2 separate regions of the Homo sapiens genome follow, and region 2 is linked to region 1. A link is a contact called in ENCODE Hi-C data. All regions are on one chromosome and are shown on one strand. Each heading gives the region's core, a stretch centred on a gene start or an enhancer-like site at or near the end of the contact. The rest is flanking DNA. Distances are from core to core; before and after follow the strand shown.

Region 1 (3,955 bases), core at 953-3,452:
GCCTCTGTCTGTAATCCTCCAGGTGGGAAGACTCCTAGGTTGAGAGCAGGCTCCCAAGGTCACCACTGCAGCCCCAAGCCCGCTCGGCACCAGGCAGGTACTGAGCCTCTTTTGATTGACAGATGGACGCAAGAGAATAATGGGAGTTGTGCACTAGGCCTTGACCCTGTGCCAGGGACAAGCCAGGATGGCCTGGGAAAGCCCTGGCACTTGGTGCCCAGGGGGCAGAAGAGCAAGCTGTGAATAGCTAGACCTGTCCGTGGGGTGGGCCGAGGCCCTGGGGAACTTCTGGACGTGTCAGCCCAAGTCAGCTGTGACCAGACACAGGGGCTACCAGGAAGAGGTCGCCCCTGCCTCCTAACCTAGCATCGTCACTGGCCTGAGGAGCAGGTCCACTGCTAACAAGTTCACCATCACTTAGGGAGCCCTCCTCACGCCAGGCACTTCACACCTGGAGCAGGCACCAACCCTTTCTAGAAGACACTGAAGGCATGCAGCTAGTAAGTGGCAGAGCAGGATTCCAAAGAGTGCCTGGGTCATCTGGTTCAGAGAAACGGATGCCCACGCACCACACCCACCAGTGTCTCTCTCTCCTGTGGCCTCTGCTAGGCCAGAGCCAGGCTCAAGCCCAGCTCAGCCAACGCACATGCCTGTTTCCTCCTGCCATGACAGAATGGGGCAGCACAGCACAGGCTCCACCTGGGAACTGGCAGGAGACATCTTCCCAGGAACAAGGCCAGGCCCCAGCCCAGCCAGGAGATTGAAGGTGGTTCAAAACACAGCCCATCTACAGAATTCCCCAAACTTTAATGCTGTGCTCTGAAAAGGGAGGCTGGAGGTTGTGGTGGGACACAGTGTTGCTGACACCTCTGGCCTCCAGCCCTGCATCCCTAGGCACCATGTGACCAGGCAGTGAGAAGGACGGGGCCTCACTCCCATGCCAGACTGCTCCTCGGGCTGAGCAGGACCTGAAGCTCTCAGGGCTTCCACCAAAGCCCAGCAAACTTGGGGGAGGCCTGAGGGGGCATCAGCAGTCCTTAAAGGCCTGAGCTTGCAACACTCAGGCAGGACTCGGCTGAGGGCCTCTGTGGTGCCACCATGGGGTAGGAGGTAAAGAGAGACCCTGGTTCCAGCCTGGGAACCAGTGGGTGCCCTGAAGGGAGGGGAGGCCTCAGGGAGTTCGGGACAGGAGTGTGCATGGTACTGGGCGGCCCATGGGGGCTCCTGGCCTCTTGGTTCAGGCAATCCCTGAGCTGGGGACACATTCCATCTTAGGTCCAAGAGACGGAGGTCAGGAGCATCCCTAGAACGACCTCCCAGGCACGAGGAAGGCCCGGGGCAGGGCCGGGCGCAGCGTGGCTGGCTTCAGTACCCTCGGGCATCTTGACTCCTGCCCTCTGGGACTGCAAAGGGATCTGCGGGCGCCTCTGCTGAGTCAATCGTCTGGTAGGCACTACGGTCCTGAGAAGACCCAAGGAAACCTAGGTGACAGGGGACATGGTGGGAAAGAAAAATGAAGGGTGAGAACTCGGGATGTTCAGCTGAGTCCAACCCAAGATCCACCCCCGCCACCCTCGGGCTGGGCATCCTGACACCATGCACAGAGACAGAGGCAGCAGCCCCAGGCCCTAAACCTTTAGCGTGTATTATTCATTCAATCCTGCCGTATCCCTGTGCGACGGGTATTTTTATTGTCCCCACTTTACAGATGAGGAGACTGTGGGTCAAAGGGATGAAGTGACTTGCCCGAGATCACACAGCTCAAAGCTGATGATGCTGGGACCCACGCCTAGGCAGCCGAGTCCAAAGCCAGGCTCCTGGCCCCTGTGCCATGGGCTTCCCCAGGCAGCACGTGCTTAGGAACCTGGGCAGAGGGACATCAGCCCCGGGCCCACGCACTCCTCTCCAGCTCCCCTCCCAGGTACAAGGACACCACATTACCATATCCAGATGGCCTCGGAGGCTGGGGCTGGGTCCAAGGCAGGGCCGTAGGGCTCCGAGTACGCCACATGCCTCACTCCCATCCCCTACTCTGTACATTCATCCCGGGACCCTGAACAAGTCCCAAAGGATGTGGGCCTCAGTTTCCTCATCTGTCCAATGGGAGAAACATTCTGGCACCCCTCACCTGGGGGCAGGCCCAGGCAGTGCTGAGGTCAGCCACTGTGGGCAGCCCCAGGCCATTCCCACCCTCAACCAGCTGGTGGCAGTCACAGGCCACGTGGGGCATCTCATCTCAGGAGTGAAAGGCAGAAGGCCACACCCTACCACCTCCCTCCACTCCTCTCAAAGAGAGAGAGAAAGGAAGAGAGAGAGAGGTGTCAGAGAGCAGGCAAATGGCTCGGCCACCAGGAGAAGGAGTACAGGAGTTCAGAGAGGGCGTGGGAGAGGGCAGGTGTAAGGCTGGGTGAGTGGGGAGGGGCCGGTGGGCAGGGAAAGTGCCCCCTGTTCAGGGCTGTCTTCACTGAGGCTCCCACAGCCTACACTGGCACGGGCTCTGCCCTGGCCACCTAGCAGTCTCTGCAGCAGGAGAGGGAAGACCCCATGTGGCAGGAAATGGGGTTCCAGTGATGGGCCCCGGTGAGAACAGAGAGGAGACCTGTAGGTGCCCGTGGCCCTCAGGATGGAGACAGCCCAGGGCTGCCCCTGGGAACTAAATGGTACCCCCAGCTGTGCCTGTGTTCTGGGCTGAGAGAAGGGCCCAGCCTCAGCTTCACAGCAGAAGAAGGTCACGGCAGACCAGGACAACCAGGGGACCCCTGGGCTCCTGCAGCAGAGACTAGGAGCTTGGACCTGTCCAGCCTAGTACAGAGCGCCCATGCCACGCTCTCCCTGCACCTTGAGCCCTGGCCCCATGGGGCAAGGCTGGCTCACTGAGGGAGAGGCTGGAGGCCAGGCAAGGGAGAGAAGGGAGCGGTGAGGAGCTGGCTGGAGGTGGTGGCCTCACCAGTGTGGACCAGGAGCTCACCCCCGCGCTCCCGGTACATGTGGTAGACGAAGCAGCAGGAGAGCGGCTTGAGCAGCAAGCTGAGGATGGCCATGCCCACGCCAAAGCGGCCCGTGTCCGTGAGGCTGACCCGCGGGTAGAAGATGCTGATGTGCACGATGTCCAGGAAGATGGTGGCCAGCAAGCCACCCAGAAACTGCAAGACACACCACACTGATGAGCACAACACCCCCACCACGCTCCGTGGCTCCCCCGCCACACACCGGATGGGAAGCCGTTTCATGCCCTGCTGTGTCCTTGGGGCTTGCGGGAAAATGGATCAAGCAAGCAGGCAGGGCCCCGCTGGGGAGCCGCTGGCTGAGACTGCAGTCTGGGGGCAGGGATGCCGGGGGCCCAGGTCTCGGTTCCACCAGAGCCTCCCTCCCCACCCATTTCCCGTCATCTCCAAGGCCATGATGGGCACAAGACTTGGCTCTAGAACCTCCATAGAGGAAGGTTCCTTGGAGTTCACCCAGTCCTTCTCCAACACAAAGAAAATCTCTTCTCAGTCATCCTGAGGCCCTGGCCTCGGCTTGAAGAGCCCGTGCGGGAGTGCTCACTGCCCCACGGGGCTCCGTGGGTGCTGAGAAGCTCCCCCTGTGGGAGGTTTCGGTGGGGCAGGGTCACCTCTACTTCCTAAAGTAGTGAAATGCCCTCTTGGCCGGGTCTCCCAGCCATATCCCCTCCCCTAAAAGAGAGCCGCAGAGGGAGGTTACAGGGGATGTTCCACTGCTCTTGCGAAGTGGCTAATCCGAGGCACTGGTGGGACCCACCCCATGGCTTTCCTCAGGGAGATAATGGCAGACTTGGGGTTCTCTAAGCCAGACAAGAAGAGCAGCAGGCTGGGCTCCTGAACACAGGCATGGGCCGGAGCCCAGGAGGCTGATGAACAGGCTTTAGACAATGGGAAGTGGTGGCCCAAGGAAGAGGGGGAAGATTGGGATGGGACGGGGTAGCAGAGCCAGGCTA
Region 2 (3,955 bases), core at 666-3,165, 430 kb before region 1:
CCGGGGAGACAGGGAGATGCCCTTGGCACACTCAGTGCTTGGTCAGGAGGTCAGGGCAGTGGGCCCAGAGCGGGTGGGTGAGGGTGAGAACGAAAGCAGCAGTAGAGCATCTACTAGAAGCCTGCTTCATGCCAGTCATCACGAAGAGCTGTCCCAGCATCATAGCCTCTCTGAATCCTCCCCTGGTCCCCCTGAGGCCAGTCCTATTGTTATTCCCAAGTTACAGATGAAGAAACTAGCCTCAAAGAGGCCTCCTCACCTCCAGTCCTGTGTTTCCTCCCTGGCCAGGAAGACTGGGTCTCAACCCCAAGGCCCGCCCCTACCCCAAAGATCCTCTGTGTCCTCACTCAAGTGTCTCCTCTGCTGTGGGCAGTAACCAGGTTCTCTGTGCCTCAGTTTCTCTGCCTGTAAAATGAGAGTGTGGGCCTGGTTGATGCTCTAAGCAAAAGGACCAGCCCTGGGTTCTTAAGGATGGGTGTCGAAGGCTCAGTCCCTCACCAGACCTCAGGGGTGCTGGGTGGTGTGTGGCCCATCCACATGAGAGGTGGAGAAACAGCACGAGCTGGGAGGTGGGGGCTGGGATGTGGGGCAGAGTTGGGCTGGTCCTGGGCCTCTGGAGAGAGCAGAGGGTGGATTAGCAGGGGCTTCCATGCTCAGCTTCTGCCCCCATCCCCTTCCCCCCAGGGAGGGCAGCTCGAGCAGGCGACTTCTGAGAGGAAAGGGCCAGAAATGTCCCCTTTCCCAGGTGTGCTGGACACCGGCCTTGTAGAAGGGGCGCTGACTTAGGTTAGAGGGTCTATGTGCATATGGAGAGGTGCGTGGCATGCTCTGTGCACCGCCAGGAGGTCAGGGTAGTGGGTCCGGGGGATTTGGGGGTGTCATGGACTTTCTCTGAGCCTCGGCATTGTCACCTGTAAAATGGGAGTGGTACTCCTTGCCCTGTCTCCTCCAGGGGTTCTTGTGAGGAGCAAAGGCCCCTGGGGAGGTCCTCACTTGGGTTCATCATCTTCTCCCAGACTCCTGGGGGCTCCATGGGGGCGCTGCAAGGGGCCTGCAAAGGCCCTGGTCATAGACCCATGTTACAGAACATGGGAACTGGGCTCTTCCTGCCTTGGTTTTAGCCAAGAACTGGCAAGGCGAGAACACACCCCAGGGCAGCGAACTGCCCGGCTTTAGTGGGGTGTTAGATGGCCCGTGTGGGCCTTGCAAAGGAGGGGGCCTCCATCCTGCCTCCAGGGTAAGTGTGGGGAAGCTGACCTGTGACTCCTGGGGCTGGCAGTTCACCCCCAGGCTGGCACCAGGCCCGTTCCTCAGGAAGCCTTACATGGGGAGACCATGGCAGGCCCGCTGCTGTGACAGTGTGACAGAGGCTTCGGTGGGGCAAAGGAGAAGAGTGCAACAGGCCAGATGTGGTCCTCCTTGACAGGGACCTTGGGCTAACTCACAGGGACTTTGCTCAGAGGAACACTGGAAGGGTAATGTGACCCCAAAACAGAGTCTGGGTGAGTGGACAAAACCCAGGGGCCGGGGTCTGTGAGCAGCCCAGCCAGAGGACGATGCGGCTGTGAGAGCCTGCAAGAAGGTGAGCTTCTGAGAGCTGCCGAGGGCCGAGCTCCAGGAAGAAAAGACCCCGCTGGAAGAGTAAGGCTGACCCGGTCAGTCAGGTTCCACCCTCCCTGCACACCGTCCCCTCTCTTCTGACCCCACGCCCCCTCACCCTGGAGGACTCAGGAAGCACAGCTGGTGGACAGGGCTGCAGGTATAAGATTCGCTCAAGACTAGGACTCTGCTGGAGCCCTTAGCTGGTAAGGGGCAGGGCCAGGTGGCCAGGGCAGGTCTGATTCTGGAGTTTGCGTCAGCTCTTGGGGAATTGAGCAACCCCGGGTCAACTGACTTGCTGCTTGTCCTGTTCCCAGGCCAAGGCCCTGCAAGTACCCGAGGTGGGGGCCCTCAATGCCTTCTCTTATTTATAAATAGCGAGAGAGGAAGGAAAGAAGGGAGGCCTGGAGGAGAAGGAAAAAGCTGAAAGCACGGCATCTGTGGTGCCCTCTGCTCTTCCGGCCGCCATTAGCACAGCCTTCTTTGGGGATCTTCATGGCTTTATTATTATTTTTTCATTTATAGAAAGAGACCGGGTCTTGCTATGTTGTCCAGACTGGTCTTGAACTCCTGGCCTTAAGCGATCCTCCTCCCTCAGCCTCCCAAAGTGCTGGGATTACAGGCGTGAGCCGCTGTGCCCGGCCTTCATGGCTTTTCAATGTTCCGGAGATCCCTTTTAGATGCCGTACCCTTGGGAAGAGGTCATGCTCCCAGCCTTCCCCAGGGGGTCCCCCCTGGGCAGGGATCTACCCGCTGAGAACGGAAGATGATGCGGTGGGGAGGTGGCCACAGGGAGAAGCTTCAGGCTTTAGGGGTCGAGATCAAGCCTTTACACAGAGCTGGAAGAACAGAGACTGTTCAGATCCAGGAAAAGTACCTACTGTGTGCAGGCACAGTGCTGGGCACGTTCATATACCTTCTCTTTATTTTATCCTAGCACTAACGCAATGAGGTCAGGATGATCCATTTTACAGATGCAGACATTGAGGCTTGGGAGATTTCGTGCAAATTGTCCAAGGTCATGCAGCCAGTGAGCGGCACTCCAGGAGCTGATGGCAGCAACATCAGCCTCTGTGCCCTCTGACAGTTTTGTACCCTGTGATCTTGTCCTGCTCCCTCATTTTACAGACAAGGAGCCCACAGAGGGGAGTGACTCTTCTGTGAACACACTGTGAGCAGGGGCAGGTGGTTCAGTGACTCTCCCAGGCAAAAGGGTCTCCAGGGTCTTAGGGCAGGGGCCAAAGCTGTGGGGAGGGGCAGAGGTATCTGCCCAAGGACCCAGGGACCCCCACACAGAGGAAACCCTCTTCAAGCAATGCGGAAACCACGTCATTTGCATGGCGGGTCGCGGGGCCCCTAGGGCGTGGTGGGAGGCAGCAGAGGCATTTGGGTCTCAACCTTGGGGGTTCACAGGAGCCCCATGGACTGCAGGGTGCAGCTACATCAGGCCAGGTCGTCACAGCAACGCCAGGGCCAGTGACAGCGGAGGCCCGTCTGCCGTCACGGAGAGGAATGGCATCTGCGTTAGGAAGGACTGACCACATCACAGGCAGGCAACCCGGGGGTGACACATCCCACTCCCGACTCGCTGCCTGTGATGTTGCTTTAGAAATGAGCTGGGGGCAGACAGGAAGACTGGGCTGGTATCCGGTTCTTGGAGCCAGGCTTTGTGCTAAATGCCAGGGTACAAAGACGCCGGGCATGGTCCCTGCCTGCAAGGAACCCTGAGTCTAATGAGAGACGCCCCAGCCTCTCCCACCGTCACCCTCCAAGGGGCCTGCTGATGTCGCCTGCTCCATCTCCCACGACCCCTCCTCCTCGCTGCCCTCAGCATCTCCTGCCAGCTGCAGGCTCCTTGGTCTTGGTTCCCAGCCTTCTGTCCCTTTCAGATGGACCTAAGCCCCCTTCCTACAATCAAGCCTGACTCTCCTTAAAAGCTTCCAGCGGCTGCCACCACCTGCGCAACCTCCTTAGCCCCTGCCAGCATCTCCCACCTGTATTCATCACTCACCTGTTGCTGTCACAACACAAAGCAGCACCTGGCTCCTCCGCCCCCTTCTCCATGCCCGTACTGCTGCTGCCTCTGCCCAAACGTCCTGACCCGCCACCCCCGACCTGGCAGTGCTGACTTCTCAGCTTCTTTCAAGAGTTCCCTCTGCCATCATTTCAGGGAGGTCAGAGGTCCCTCCTAGGGGCTCCTGTGACAACCCGGGTGCATCTCTATACTGCCCACACCCGACCAGTTTTGGTTAATTATTGGTTCCCTCGTGCCTCCCCGCAACCTTGACACCCTTGTATGGGCGCTGAGCCAGACACAGACACGTGGGCTTTGATCCCAGTTCTGCCATTCCCCCAC

The links. A loop is a pair of places that touch in the nucleus more often than their neighbours do. Pooled maps may share reads with other maps.
Region 2: a pooled map of psoas muscle shows a loop between it and region 1 (2.7-fold over the local background). The contact joins two enhancer-like sites. A Hi-C loop is called at or near these places in 1 of 50 pooled maps.

What each region holds. Positions count from the first base shown.
Region 1 is chr1:11,747,603-11,751,557 of GRCh38, reverse strand. AGTRAP (angiotensin II receptor associated protein) reads right to left here. Exons shown (of 5, transcript NM_020350.5): 4 at 2,948-3,143; 5 at 789-1,481. The coding sequence ends at 1,366. Among named protein-coding and RNA genes, the nearest start is that of C1orf167, 13 kb to the left of the region's middle. RefSeq lists enhancers at 2,020-2,696, 2,697-3,373. Within about 2 kb of position 2,202, at least 3 of the 41 ENCODE cell types and tissues checked have a DNase peak (open chromatin) inside an H3K27ac peak, as active enhancers do.
Region 2 is chr1:12,178,436-12,182,390 of GRCh38, reverse strand. All of the region lies in intron 1 of TNFRSF1B (TNF receptor superfamily member 1B), which reads right to left. LOC124903844 (a long non-coding RNA gene) reads right to left here. Exons shown (of 2, transcript XR_007065466.1): 2 at 2,082-2,438. Among named protein-coding and RNA genes, the nearest start is that of MIR4632, 11 kb to the left of the region's middle. RefSeq lists an enhancer at 2,524-3,491. Within about 2 kb of position 1,915, at least 24 of the 41 ENCODE cell types and tissues checked have a DNase peak (open chromatin) inside an H3K27ac peak, as active enhancers do.